Regions from separate parts of the Mus musculus genome. Here region 2 is linked to region 1. Evidence: chromatin loops called from intact Hi-C (ENCODE). Cell type or tissue: heart. All regions are shown on one strand.

What was found. Peaks named below come from ENCODE experiments on the same cell type or tissue, not always from the same donor. Only the 100,000 strongest peaks of a DNase experiment are listed, where the experiment ranks them.
Region 2: a loop joins it to region 1, with 18 times the contacts of the local background. A loop is called at or near these places in 5 of 42 quality-filtered maps.

The regions. Positions count from the first base shown.
Region 1 is chr3:151,983,614-151,991,613 of GRCm38, forward strand. Gm31739 (predicted gene, 31739) reads left to right here and starts at 4,831. Exons shown (of 3, transcript NR_166109.1): 1 at 4,831-5,264; 2 at 6,220-6,593. In heart, no CTCF peak of the experiment used is centred here; no DNase peak of the experiment used is centred here.
Region 2 is chr3:152,657,888-152,665,887 of GRCm38, forward strand. It overlaps Ak5 (adenylate kinase 5), which reads right to left. Exons shown (of 14, transcript NM_001081277.2): 2 at 2,629-2,815. Among named protein-coding and RNA genes, the nearest start is that of AI115009, 5.0 kb to the right of the region's middle. In heart, no CTCF peak of the experiment used is centred here; no DNase peak of the experiment used is centred here; H3K27me3 peaks cover 1,564 bases.

The DNA of each region.
Region 1 (8,000 bases):
TCACTTATCCACTTTGTGCCTGCTGCCTGCAGATCTAGATACAGAACTCTCAGCAACCTGTCCAGCACCATGTCTGCCTGCATGCCGCCATGATTTCTATCGTGATTACAATGGACTAAACCTCTGAACAAGGTTTCAAAAAATTCCAATTAAATATTTTCCTTTATACAAATTGTCATGGTCACAGTCTCTCTTCACAGTAATAGAAATTAACTAAGACAAGAACTCAACTAGACAAGACCAAGGAAGCTTTTTAGCATCACATAGTATAACTGGCCAGGGAAATGCCACTCAATACCACAATGAAGTATCATATGAAAAATAAAATGCAGACAAAGATGTGTAGATAAAGGAACCATTATACCTTCCAGGTAAGAGTGTAAATTAATACGGCTGTTAAGAAAAACAATACAGATCCCATCTTGGGCACGAGCTCAGCAGAAGGTCCCAAGCTTCCCAGAGGACTCTCCACGCTGCAGGCACCCTAGCACACTGGGGATCTTGAGATCACTGGTAAGTGAAACACAACATCAGTTCCAAAAAAACCAGAGGGTCTTGTGCTAGCAGCAACAGGGTCAAAGGACAAAGGCAGGCCCTAGCACACCCAGAATCTTTGAATCACTGAGATCAGTCTATGCAGGAGAGCACATGGACACCAGAAGCAACAGAGCTTCTTGGACAGGGTCCCTTCAGGCCTTCATCCTCAGCCAGGAGACAGAGCTGAGACCCAGACCCCTGGACAACTTCCCTGCCAGAAAAGAGTTGGCCTCCAGGGAGGGCTCTGACCCCAGGAATCAGGAGGTGGATCTGAGCTCCAGACTTCTGTGCACCTTCCCTGCAAGAGGAGAGCTTGCCTGCAGAGAGCGCTCTGACCACTGGGACTCAGAAGAGAGTTGGACTCCCAGGAGTGCTGACAGAGGCTAACAGAATCACAGGAGGAACAAGCTCCAGCCAGAGACAGCTAGAATATTTAACACCAGAGATTACCAGATGGTGAAAAGCAAATGAAAGAATCTTACTAACAGAAACTAAGACCACTGGGCATCATCAGAACCCAATACTCCTACCACAGCAAGTCCTGAATACCCCCAATACACCTGAAAAGCATGATTCAAATTTAAAATCATATCTCATGATGCTGGTACCTCTATTTTAAGAAGGGCATTAATAATTCACTTAAAGAAATACAGAACACTGCTAAACAGGAAGAAGCCCTTAAAGAGGAAGCACAAAAAAATCCCTAAAGGAATTACAGGAAAACACTGCTAAACAGGTAGATGTCCTTAAAGAAGAAACACAAAAATCACTTAAAGAATCACATGAAAACACATCCAAACAGGTGATGGATGAACAAGACCATCTAAGATCTAAAAATGGAAGTAGAAACAATGAAGAAAACCCAAAGGGAGACAACTCTGGAGATAGAAACCCTAGGAAAGAAATCAGGAAACAGATGCAAGCATCAGCAACAGAATACAAGAGATGAAAGAGAGAATATCAGGTGCAGAAGATTCCATAGAGAACATGGACACAACAATCAAAGAAAATGCAAAATGCAAAAAGATCCTAACCCAAAACATCCAGGAAATCCAAGACACAATGAGAAGACCAAACCTAAGGATAATAGGAGTAGATGAGAATGAAGATTTTCAACTTAAAGGGCCAGCAAATATCTTCAACAAAATTATAGAAGAAAACTTCCTTTACCTAAAGAAAGAGATGCCCATGAACATACAAGAAGCCTACAGAACTCCAAATAGACTCAACCAGAGAAAAAAATTCCTCCTGTCACATAATAATCAAAACACCAAATACACTAAACAAAGAAAGAATATTAACAGCAGTAGGGAAAAAGTCAAGTAACATATAAATGCATACCTATCAGAATTGCACCAGACTTCTCACCAGAAACTATGAAAGCTAGAAGATCCTGGGCAGATGTTATACAGACCCTAAGAGAACACAAATAACAGTCCAGGCTACTATGCCCAGCAAAACTCTCAATTACCATAGATGGAGAAACCAAAGTATTCCATGATAAAACCAAATTCACACAGTATCTTTCCACGAATTCAGCCCTACAAAGGATAAGAGATGGAAAATACCAACAGAAGGAGAGAAACTACATCCCAGAAAAAGGCAAGAAAGTAATCTTTCAACATAACCAAAAGAAGATAGCCACACAAACATAATTCCACCTCTAACAATAAAAATAACAGAAAGTAACAATCACTATTCCTTAATATCTCTTAACATCAATGGACTCAGTTCCCCCCCAAAAAAAGACATAGACTAACAGATTGGATATGAAAACAGGACCCAACACTTTGCTTCGTACAGAAAACCCACCTCAGTGACAAAGACAGACTCAGTGTAAAAGATTGGAAAACAATTTTCCAAGCAAATGGTTCCAAGAAACAAGCTGGAGTAGCTATTCTAATATAGAATAAAATCAACGTTCAACCAAAAGTTATCAAAAACGATAAGGAAGGGCACTTCATACTGATCGAAGGAAAAATCTAACAAGATTAACTCTCAATTGTGAACAGGAAGGAAGGAAGGAAGGAAGATAAATGAAGGTGATAGAAAAAAAGAAAGAAAATGAAGACAAGAGAGAAGAACTAGAGGAGCTGGTTGGAAAAGGAAGGAAAGAGAAAGCAATAAAAAGAAGAGAAACAGGGAAGAGATGTGTAGATGGGAACAAAAGCTGAGCTCACATGGATGGGGATGTGGACGTTTGAATAGCCATGGCCCCACAGGCTCAAGTGCTTGAATGCTTGGACCATAGGGAGTAGCACTATTAAGAGGTTTGGCCTTGTTTGAGGAAGTGTGTCACTGTGGTGGTGGGCTTTGATGTCTCCTAAGCTCAAGCTGTGCCTAGTGGCTCTCAGTCTCTGCCTGCCTTCAGATCAAGATCAAGTAGAACTCCCAGCTGCTTCTCCAGCACCATGTCTGCCTGCATGCTGCCAGGCTTCCTGCCATGACAATAATCACTAAACCTCTGAACTGTAAGCCAGCCCCAAGGAAATGTTTTCCTTTATAAGAGTTACAGTGGCCATGGTGTCTCTTCACAGCAATAAAAACTCTTATGAAGGCAGGGTATAAAGACTCTTATGAAGATCAATTTTTGAAATTAAAATGCATGCATTTCTGATTTTGTTATTTGTGTGCACAATTGGAGCTTAATTGCTCCTAGATGGCTTTGTGATTTGTTTGCTAAGAAATTAAATATTTATTTAGTATTACACGTTTGCTTTGGGAAATATTTTTTAATAACCTTCAGAAGTACATTCCTTTGTCCTTTTCTTCTGCTTTTGTGGTGCTGTGGTTTGAACCCTGGGCCTTACACAAGCCAAGAACTCATCGACTGAGCTGTAAATTCCTCTAGAAGAGCACTCGAAACACCTCATGTTTTACTTTTGGTAACACATTAATCTCTTCCAAAGGAGATCTCAGAAAAGGTTTTTGCCTTCCATTCATTTAGGAATACATTTTATTTTTTTCCTTTTTGCATCACATTGCAACAATCTCTCAAGCAGGACATGGGAATTTTCCAAAACCTTGACTCTTTCTATAAAGAATCTCACGCTGACCTGGCTAGTCTTCTTTATGTGTGGCTATTCACTATTAACTGTTTTTTATCTTAAATGGTACAAAGAGAGAACACTCGGCTAGCATCCACTGTGGAATACGCTGTTTTACTGTACCCATAAGCACAAATGTTCTGCAAAAATAAGTGTGTTTAAGTCTTGGGCATTGTGCTATATCTCACTTTAAAACTTGCTCAAAACTGGAGCACATATGTGATTCCAAGCCTCTAGAAAGTAAAAAATTCTAGAGAGTGTTTGAAACATGTTGTAAACAAACCTTTAATTCTAAATAATTCAGTCCAACTAAAAAATTCAAATGATCAACACTACATCCATAAAATTACTTATAAACATAACCACTGCATTCTAACAGGAACTGTCTGTTAAATAAGATAATTGCTTTTATTAATTTTTTAAAAAGTGTAAGGGGTCCAGAGAGAAGGTTCATCAGTTAAGAGCACTTACTGCTCTTTTGGATAAATGGGTTCAGCTCCCAGCATTTATATCATGGTACTTCCAGGAGATCAAACAGCCTCTTCCGGTCTCAATACTCATCTGCTCAGACATGGCATGCACAGACACATAAATCAAATAATCAATTAAGTCATTTTTGAATATTTACTTTTATGTGTGTAGGTGTTTTGCCTGCATGTAGGTCTGTGCTCCATTTATGTGCCTGTTACCTGCAAAGTCCAGAAGAGGATGCTGGGACTGCAGTTGTGAGACGATATGTAGGTGCTGGAAACTGAACCCAGGTCCTCTGAAAGTACAGCCACTGAGTCATCTCTCAGATACCCAAAACAAATCTTCTTAAGGAAGTTTTAACTTTCTACTCTATTTTAAAAGAAATTAACAAATCTGAAGTTGATATCATGGTTAAATACATATGTGTGTGTGTTTGTGTGTGTGTGTGTGTGTGTGTGTGTGTGTGTGTGTGGATTCTGGTTTAAGTTATTATATGGTATTTTTCATTCATTTTTGAGTCTCCTTCATATTATAGTTATAATTATGTGATGCAAAATTTTAGTTTCCTTACTTTTAATATGAAAAATATTTCATGGCATGATGAAACCCTACTTCCAACAACAGTTATGAGAGCAACAGAAACAAAGATCAACTCTGTCAAAGGAAACAGTGGCAGGCCCATAAAGGAAGCTGAGAACTTTTTCTTTTCAGACACAGACTGGTTTCCATAGTTACTTCTGACATCACAGAGCCAACTTGCCCTTGCATACTTTTCACTCTATTTTAGAGTCTAGTGCCAGCACATACCCAGACTGTGTGATCCCATTTCTCGTTGGAATGAACATGGAAAACAACTAAGTTTCCAGAGATGGCTTCATCTTCTTGATTCATATTTTGCCATATTTTATGAATTTCCAATTTTTTTTAGACTTCATATAATTGGCATTTAAATGAGACTCCAGATCTGAAATTCAACCTCCTTGGACTGAACTGACCTCCGGAGGTTTTCCACAGATTTGGACAAATCACTCAGAGGACTCCAGTGGTCATGATTAAATGTTGGCAGATGTGGGAATGGATGCCAGGGCTTAGCATTTTCAGGAAATACGAGGCTATTTTCTAACATTGCTGCACCTTGTACAGTAGAGTCCTGGCAGTGTCACCAGCACACATAGCTCAAAGCCAGTAGCATCACTGCCACCAACAAGGGTCAGCGTTTCAATCTCTCCTTTCCTTGTGGGCTAGTCCTCAGCATCAGTTATCACCCCTCTTTTATGATGGCCTTCACCCTGGTTACCAACTAGAGCATCCTTTTGGTTAAATTTGCATTTCTCTAATGACTAACGAAGATGGTTATCTTTTCCTATGTTTATTAACCATGATAGGACTTTAATATTTTCTTTTTGTATTCTAATCCTTTTCCTATTTTTTAACTAAGTTGTCTTTTTATTGTTGAAATGAAAGCTGTTGTATTTATATGTGCTTTATCAGATATATAAGGGATTTATCAGATATGTAATTTACAACTATGTCTTCAAATGTGTGGGCTTCTTATCTAAGGTTTTTCATATATTGCTATAAAATTATTTACAATGTCTATAAATCCAGTATTGATTTCCTTTCTTCCTTGCTTGATACTCACAATTTGTATTTCCTTTTTTTTTCTGGCCAGTCTTAGAAATGCTAATGTCAATCAAGTTAACAATGGAGATCAGACCATCATAATTTTTAAAATCCAGTCATCCAGTACAACCACTATCAGTCACTGCTATGATATTGTACATGGACAGGGATGAGACAACTTAAAATATACCATCTTGCCAATTCTTTTTGACTCTTTGTTTTGTTGGGTTTTTTTCTTTTTCTGAGACAGTGTTTCTCTGTGCGGCCCTGACTGTTCTTGAACTTGCTTTGTAAACTAACCCAGAGATCCACCTGCTTCTGATCTTGGTGGAATTAGAGGTGTATGCCACCACCAACTGGCTCATCTTGACAATTTCATGAGTAACATGCTGTTGACCACTGTCACTATGCTGGGCATTAGATTTTAGAACTTGTATTTGTGGCTAAACATTTGTACTCTCTGACCAACGTCTTCCCATTTCCCCAACTTCTGAAACTGAAGCAAATACTTTCTGTATAACTTTGACTCTTTTCATTTCAGACCTAAATGAGACTGTACAATAGTTGTCTTCTTGAACTATATTTCACATGCCATTTCCTTCAATTTTGTCCGCCTATGGGATTCCCTTGGATTGCTGAATAGTTATTCACATGTATACACATATCACATTTTGTTTATCAGTCCTGGAAATGATTCTTAACTATGACATGAAAACCATAGCAACAAAAGGAGGAGAAAGTGAAGCAACGCCAGAGCAAAAATCCCCTGTGCAGTCATCAAGCAAGCAAAGGCAAGAACTCTGTCCTCACAAGGCAGGCCCTCTGTACTGGCTAGTTTTGTGTCAACTTGACACAGCTGGAGTTATCACAGAGAAAGGAGCTTCAGTTGAGGAAATGCCTCCATGAGATCCAACTGTAAGGCATTTTCTCAATTAGTGATCAAGGGGGAAAGGCTCCTTGTGGGTGGGACCATCCCTGGGCTGGTAGTCTTGGTTCTATAAGAGAGCAGGCTGAGCAAGCCAGGGGAAGCAAGCCAGTAAAGAACATCTCTCCATGGCCTCTGCATCAGCTCCTGCTCCCTGACCTGCTTGAGTTCCAGTCCTGACTTCTTTCAGTGATGAACAGCAATGTGGAAGTGTAAGCTGAATAAACCCTTTCCTCCCCAGCTTGCTTCTTGGTCATGATGTTATGTCCAGGAATAGAAACCCTGACTACGACACCCGCTGATTATGGGTTTGCCTTTCCTTTCCCTGTGTTCTTGTCAATCTATGGATGAAGAATGTCATATTCATCATCATTATGCTCCGTGCCGTGCTGCTTCTGCTTATAAAGCCCACCTAATGACCCAGAGTTTGCAGTCTGTCAGTGGGCTCATGGCACAGAGTCCAACAGTCAGGCTTTCCCATCACTCTGGAGCTACTGGCTAACAGCTCCGTTGGGTGCCTTTGAATACTTAGTATGGGGTATCAAAGAAATGTGTTTCACATAAGAGGAGAGACCACCACCCAAAGATAAAGCAGGGTGTTGTGCATACTCTGCTAGGTGTAAGTGTGCTATGATTCTGTGCTTTTGATTCTCTGAGGAAGGTGCGTACTATGCTAACCAAAAGGGTAGTTTTGCTATTGTATCTATCTGGATATTAAACATAGTTGGATCTATTTAGACGTTGACCTTAGTTAAAAGACATAAATGACAAGTTTACAAATGGGTGTGGTGTTGGATTGACTTAACTGAACTACTCTTCTTTCTAATGGAATACGGGAAATGGAAGCTGCGCAGAATTAGAAGTTAGACCTGGTGCAGGCAGCATGGATTTGAGAAATCAGTCCCACGGTGAAGCCAGCTAATACTTCAGGCTTCCCTTCACCTCGAGCTTGTCTTCCAAACCACCTGCCCCTCTCACCTCCATCAGTCTCAGGCGCAGCGCCTCCACCTCACCTCCCAGGGGGCATTTCCATGAGCTCCACTTTGCTCTCCTCCTGCAATGGATGCATGTATGTGACAGTTTTCAGCCCCAAAGCTTTAGAAGCACTGACTGGTTCACGGTGTTGACACTCCCTAGCAAATCTTCATACCCTTAGCGTTTGCATACTCACACAGGGTCTAACTCCTAAATAAACACAGTTTGCCTTCACTGGTGACTGACTGGGCTCTAACTGGTGTTTACAATCACCAAGGCCTAATTCCCTGTATTCCCTAATTCTCAGAATAATCTTGGGTGGGAAACAACAAGTATTTTTGTAGCTTCATATTCACCATTCTGAATTTGTGACTTTGATGGTTCAGTGTTTAGAAACATGTTAAGACTCAGATTTATGAGTT
Region 2 (8,000 bases), 670 kb after region 1:
TGTCTGCCAATTGTTTGCCATTGCTTTATGGTATTTTCATTTAAGTGACTCACCTAGATGATGAAATATTTCATGTCACAGAATAATTTGTCAAGGTAACTGTATGTTTGTCTACCATTGTCAATATGTTTGCAAAAATTATGAATCATCCTATTTCTAGAAATCTTTAAGCTTATGGGGGCAGTTAGAAATATACTTGAATGTAACAATCTATTCCACCAAGTATAGTTTACATCTAGGAAGGGGTAGAGCTACAGCTCAGCTGCTAGAGTGCTTTTCTTTCTTGCATGAAGTCCTGAGTCCAAATCCCCAGCATTTTAAAACAAAACAAACAAAACAAAACAATAATACAAAGGATAAAAGTACAAATCACTTTATAAAATAAAAATTTGTAATTACAAAATAAATGAATTTAGAAAAATATTTTGTATCTCCCTAGCATATATTCCAGGTACAGGACAGCAAAGCGTAATGTTTTCTTGAGAACAGTCCATAGAGAGGATTGTCCAATGATTAAAGAAAATATAATTAGCAGCAGCATCACTCCTGTGTGCACGAGGAAAGAAACTTCTCTCTCTGGAGATGTCTTTGAGGGAATGATATTTCTACTCTTCTCTTCTTGAGCTTCTTAAATATTAGCACACCATGACTTTTTCCCACACCATATTCAAATAAAATCTAACTGGGGTCACAAAATCCAACTGATGTGGCCACACATACCAAGAGTCGTTTCCTCCTTTTATTTACTGCAAAGAAAGTTTGTTTCGACCTCTTGGTGTGGCTGAAACTTTTGTGAGACAATATTTTTAAATTTTATTTTACTATTTCTTTATGTGTGTATGTGTGTGTCAGGAGTTGGGTGGTAGGCACATGTAAGTGCAGGTGTCTGTGGAGGCCAGAAGGGGGCAGTAGATCCCCTGAAGCTGGAAATCTAGGCAATGGTGAGCAGCCAGTTATGAGTGCTAGGAGCTGAAGCTAGGTCCTCTGGAAGAGTAGGCAGCAGTCTCAATCACTGAGCCATTTTTTCCAACCTTGTTCAACAATTTTTGAACATAATTTAAAATTTGAAAATATACTTGTCTTGGCCACTGCAAAAGAATTAGTTTACCTTCCCCTGATTGGAGCTAATTCTTCATTTACAGACTATTATACTCATAACTTCATTCCATGGAGAAGGCTGAATAGCCCATGGTTTTGACAAACACACACTTGAAAATGAGATTGGATGCAAAAGAACACATACGGTATGCACTCACTGATAAGTGGGTATTAGCCCAAAAGCTCCAAATAACCAAAATACAATTCACAGACCACATGAAGCTCAAGAAGAAGGAAGATCAAAGTGTGGGTGCTTTGGTCCTTCTTAGAAGGAGAACAAAATACTCACAGGAGCAAATATGGAGATAAAGTATGGAGCAGAGACTGAAGGAAAGGCCATCCAGTGACTATCCCACCTGGGGATCCATCCCATATACAATTACCAAACCCAGACACTGTTGTGGATGCCAACAAGTGTGTGCTGAAAGGAGCCTGATATAGTTGTCTTCTGAGAGGCCCTGCCGGAGCCTTACAAATACAGAGGTGGATGCTTGCAGCCAACAATTGGATTGAGCGCGGGGTCCCCAATAGAGGAGTTAGAGAAAGAACTGAAGGAGCTTAAGGGTTTACAATCCATAGGAAGAACAACAATATCAACCAACCAGACCCCCCAGAACTCCTAGGGACTAAACCACCAACCAAGGAGTACACATGGCTCCAGCTGCATATGTAGCAGAGGATGGCCTTGTCATGCATCAGTGGAAGGAGAGGCCCTTGGCCCTATGAAGGCTCGATAGGTGCCCAGTGTGGGTGAATCAAGGGTGGGGAGGTGGGAGTGGGTAGGTGGGTGGAGGAATGCCCTCATAGAAGCAGGGAGGGGGGAGGGAGGATGTGATAGGGTTTTACGGGAGGAGGGAAGGAAACCTGGGAAGGGGATAACATTTGAACAGTAATTAAGGAAAATATCCAATTAAAAAAAAAGAAGAAAAGAAAATGAGATTAGAAAACTGTGAATCTGCTCCACACACCACAGCTTCCATTTCTCAACTGTTCCTGACAGTCAACAGTTTATTTTTGTCTTTGACTCAAATGATAAATCCTTTATATTCAATGGTCGCTTAGTGAATCTGTATTAAATTAACCCTGATAAACCATCCATGCACTTATGAAAACACACTAATATGTGCTCTGTACTTGGAAGCAGTATTAGCAAGCCAAGACTCTGACTAATATAAAAGTGTTGAGTTGTTACATAATAACTACTAATTTTATCTGCATTCAACTTGTGTATTTGGGAAAAGCCTATTTGCAATGTTAAAAATACAACCATCATTCTTAAATGTAATTTATGTTGCAAAATAATGAGTTTAGCAATATAAACTTTTATTACATTTACAGAAAATCGCCTGATAATGGTGTGTTGCTTTCTTCTCCGTATCGAGGGTGATTAGAAGTAGTAGCAGGAAAAGATAAATCCTCCCCCAAACACTTATAAACCTAGTCATGAAAAGCACTCTCTCCAGTCCGCATGGTGTATTTTAAAGAGATTTGCTCTCCAGTGAGATGCCCATCATCCCGCACACACATTACCATTTCGGAGGAAGGATCTCCGTGATTGTCCTCCATTTAGGGGCGGTAACGTCTTCTTTTCCTGGCTGACAAATGTGTCCCACTTCACCTTGTCACAGCCTCCTAGCTCCTTGACTTTCTGTAAACAAGTTTCCAAGTACTCTATGGGGTCTTCTGGCTTGGAACACATCAAGCCATTGAGCAGGCTCTGAAATACATATGTAAAAAAGTAAAAATGAAATCTATTTTGACACCATGTCCTAGTTTGCTATCCATTGATATGATAAAATTCAAGACCAAAAGTACGGGGAGGAAAGGGTTTCTTTGGCTTATGCTCCCACATCATGGAGGGACACCGGGGCAGGCACTGGAGCAGGGGCCCGGAGGCAGGCACTGGAGCAAGAAGCTATAGAAAAATGTCATGCTGGCTTGCCCTCATGGCTAGTTCACCTGGCTTTCTAATATAATCTGGGATCACCTGCTCAGGGGTGGCACCATCCCCCAGTGAACTGAGCTCTCCCACATTGGTATTAATGAAGACAATGCCTCACAGATTTCTCTTCCCAGATGGCCCTAGCTTGCACCAAGCTGACACACCCACCAGCACCCAGGATCTTTGTTACAACGCTGTTATGCCTTTGCTCTAAGTTCACCCCTTTCCGTTGTATTCTTTTCATTATACAGAGCAATAGACCTCGTAATGGTGTTTACATAGCTGCATGCATCTCATTGTACTCTGCTTATGTTCACGTCCCGTAACCTGCTCTTGTTCCCCCTCCTCCTGGTCCCTCTCACCCCTGAAATTACTCCACTTTCGTGCCATATATATTCTTATGTATAGTTAAGTCTAGATTCCATCCACAAGACAAGATACACAATACTGGTTGCTCCCCCATGCCCTCTTCCCTGTAGCCTCCGTCCACCTCCCAACCAGCACCCTTCTGTTTTGATGCCATTTACTGGTCTAAAGCTAGATTTTTACATGAGTGAAAGCCTGTGATATTTGTCCTTTTGGTCTGGCTCATTTTGCTTAACACAATTTCCAGTTCCAATCACATCTCCTAATGTCCCTGAAAGTGGCAGAATTTTGTTCTTCTGAATAACTGGCTAAAACTCCATTGTGTATAAGTATCACATGTTTAAAATTCCATCCATCTGTTGATCAGTGTCATTCCTGGATGCCGTTAGCTGTCAGTTTGACACAGTCCAGAGCCATCTGAGTGAGTCCCAGTTGGAGGATTACCTAGATCAGATTATCCTGAGGCCGTGTTAGTGGGATTTCTCAAGAGATGATTGATATCGAAGACCACACCACTGTGGGCAGAACCATCCCCTAGGCAGGTAAGCCTGGGATGTATAAGAAAGCTAGATGAGTAGAAACCAGAGAGAGTGAGTCAGGAAGCAGCATTCATCCATGGCATTTGCTTTGTTTATCGTCTAAGCTGAGTATATATCTTGGCTATAGTGAATAGTGCCACAATGAACATGGATGTGTGGGTATTTGTGTGGTAGGCTTAGATTCCTTTGAGTGCCTACGAGTAGTCTGAAGTTATATGGTAGGTATATTTTTAATATTTTTAAAATGTTAAAACATTTGAGACAGGGTCCCACACAACCTAGTGTGGCTTTGAACTTGCTGCACAGTCGAGGGTGATCTTGACCGTCTAATTCTCACAACTGCCTCCTTTGTGATGGGTCCCATGTGTGCATCACTACATCTGGTTCGTGCAGTGCCCAGGCTTTAACCTAGGGTCTCCTGCATTTAGGGCAGGAGCTAGCTCTTCAGCCCACTTTGAGCCAACGCCATACTGATTTCATTAGTGTCCCCATCCCCGCAAGAAGCACTTAAGGAACTTCCCCCCAGTCTCTGCATTTTTTTCTAGCATTTGCTCCATTTCTTTGCTACCGCTTTTCTGGCCAGGGGAGGTGAAATCTCAGTGGTTAAGATTTGCTTCAGCCCCCCCCCCCCCAGTTTGGATTTCTCTTGTGAACTGTATACTTGATTTCTTCTGTCCATGTATTGATGGAATGATTTGCTTCGATGTGCTTAATTTTACCATCCTTCATATGTTGTACATGTTAACCCTTTGTCAGCTAGAAAGCTGGTACATCTTTTTCTCCATTCTGTATGCTGTACTTCCCCTCTGTTATTTCCTTTGTCTTACAAACACTTCTGAAGTTCAGCTCTTGTATAACGCTGGAACTACTGGGCATTTTTTGTTTTGTTGTTGTTTGCTTGCTTGCTTATGCCTGGCTCTTGATATGTCTTCCCTGGTTTCCTCTAGTTGTTCCAGGGTTTCCGGTCTATATTATATAACGACTTTCATTCACTTTGAATCAATTTTTTTTACAAGGTGGGAGTTTCATTCTGCACATAAATACCCAGTGCCACTTGTTAAGGAGGCTGTCTGTCTGTCTGTCTGTTCTCTAGTGTTTGTTTCAGCATCTTTGTCAAAAGTTGGGAGTCTGTAGCTTTGTGCATTTTTTTCCAGGCTCTTTCTTCTGTTCCATTGGTCTACACATCTGGCTCTATGCCTTTATCTTGCTGGCTTTGTTACTATGGCTGTTTAGTATAATTTTAACCAACCAGGCACTGTGGTCCCCAGCAGTCCTCTCTCTGTTCTTGCATTTCATTTCATAAACAGCTTGGATCGAAACTGTGATTTAATTGAGGATTTAAGATAACCCCTAACGTTGTAACCAGTTAATTGTGTTTTCTTTGGTTTTGTTTTTTGTTTTTGGGGTTTTTTTTTTTTGTTGTTGTTGTTGTTGTTGTTGTTTTAAGACAGGGTCTTGCAATGTAGCCTTGGCTAGCCTAGAACTCATTATGTAGACCAGGCTGGTCTCAAACCTATGGAGATCCAACTGTCTCTGCCTCCCGAGTACTGGGATTGAAGGCTCGAGCCATCGCGCTGAGCACAAGTGAGAATTCAGCTCAGTATCCTCTGCCTTTCAAATAGCAAGACAGATGTGTGTTTTAATACAGAAAAGCACCATCAAAGCAAGACCAAGTGTGGCGTGGGAAGCCCTTCCTATTATCGCAAGCCTCTGCTGAAAGCCTAGGCTGGCCTGTGGCCCCTTTCTCTCGTGTTCCTGTGGGACTCAGGATGACCACCTGATTGTCAGGAAGAAACGCCACGCTTGTTGTTTATCCTGGAATGTTAGTTATGTGCTCTCTTCCTCCCTGGTGTGTAGTGCATACATGTATAGTACATACATGTTGGCGTTTTAGGATTAGGATTAAAAGATAATTCCAAACTCATGTTTAAGTGAGACTTGAAATTGACACCAGGGTTGGAAAGATGGCTCAGTGCTTAAGATGGCTCGGTTGCTCTTGTAGGGGACCCAGGTTTGGTTCCCAGCACCCACATCAGGCAGCTTACAACTGCTTATTCCAGCTCCAGGGCATCTGGCACCTTTGACTTCCACAGGCACACACACACACACACACACACACACACACACACACACACACACACACACACAAATACTAAAAACAAATCTAACATTTTGAGGTCAGTTTTTAAAATGCTGATTGATGTGCAGTAAATCTCTATAGTATTTATACGATCACAGTATCTATACGATTACAGAGGAGAAAGTACGGTCTGACTTGTTTTTAATTCGTGAAACCTTGTACAGGGCAAGAGGTCCACGTGCTCACACATAATAAGCACTAGAGAAATGAGAACTGTTAACCACACAGGCTTTGGTCTTCAGTGGAAGAAACTGACAGCTGTTCACCAGAAGGTTGGAGTGGATGCTGTTTGATCTGGTGATCTTTTGCTAGTCTTTGATGCTAACCTGCACCAGAATCTCCTAGAATCCTGAGCATTGTCTCTCAGTCAATAGAATCTATCCTTGGGCTTATCATAAACCCTTCCCCATAGGGCCTGAGCACTGCTTGTCAGTCAACAGAACACATTCTATATGTAAAGGTCACAGGTGCTTTGCTAAGGAGATGCACTTTGTAAAGGCGTTTGGGTGTGGCCATGCCTAAAGCTTTGCTGGGACAACTGTCATGAGAAAACTTTTCTTTAAGTTTTATTGTGTTTAAATATGTAAAAAATAAAGCATTTGGTGTCAGGCTCCAGAAGTTTCAATCAGCGCTGGCTAAATCAAGTGAACCCGAGTTTCTCTAATCCTATCTCTTTTGGCCCATGTTCCTGCCAGTCACAGTATTTGCAGGGACCCCTCAAGTGCCTGGTGTGTGTAACTCACGGAGACTAGCACACACTAGTTCCCACAAATTCTACATCTTTGAAAATGTCCACTCCTGGAACCTGGTCTGAAGTGCAAAGAATATTTTCCTTTAGAATGTTTCATGGAAAAAGCAAACATTATTCTCATCTATACATTACTCTCACCTATACATTACTCTCACCTATACATTACTCTCACCTATACATTACTCTCACCTATACATTACTCTCACCTATACATTACTAATGCATAAGGCACACAACCTTCCGAAGGTTGACAAACCCTACCACAGCTTTTAATTTTTAAATCAGTTCCATTTCCCCCCAAGGGCAGGCAGTTCCCAGCAGGTGCCTTTGTTTTCGGGAACCCTGAGTGGAATGGGTTTGGGTTTGTGGTTCCATCAGATGAGTTCAGCTGCTGAGGAGGCAGAGGAAGTGTCATGCGATTTCTGTGCGGCAGGTTAGCTTCCCACGCTCCCGTTACTCTGTGGGCCAGAACCGACTGCATCGACACACGGGGTCTTGTGGCTCTCCCATGAGCCCTTGTGTACACTCAAGCCTGTGGGCATCCCTGCCTCTAGGTTTGGGTCAGCAGATCGTGTTTCAGAGTTATCAGTGGATTTCTTAAGCATACTTACTCAGATGGTCTTAGGTTCAGGACTCCGAGCCAGCTTCTCATAAAACCTTCTTTGTATATTTTATAAAAACATGGAATGGGGTAAATCAAAATACCAGATTCTCTCAACCCCATATATAACCCAGCCACAATATTAATACTTAAAATCCAGGCCTGTTAATTTTGTCTTTTCCTAAAGGCTTAAGTTGGGTGGGTATACGCAAGGCAAGTTTTCCAACTGGGAGACAGACATTTCAAGTTTTCCTAAACAAAACTAGCTCCCCAAAGGGCACTGATTCTTAAATCGGTAACAGTGAGCTTCAGTCTTTCACTGGTAACTTAAGTCCTTTTTCCTAAGTGCCAGCAGCAGCCCAGGACTGAATATAGGTAGTCTACTGGTGCTATTGCTTAGTCTCTGAGTTAACCCTCTGAATATGTAAATAATCTAGTTAGACTTTTGATAGCATTCAACTAATTGCCAACCTCTGATCTAAGGTCAGAGACCAATAGTTATATTACAAAGGCGAATTAGGAACACAGCAGAACCAGCTGCAAACGTTCTGTTGTGTTTTGTT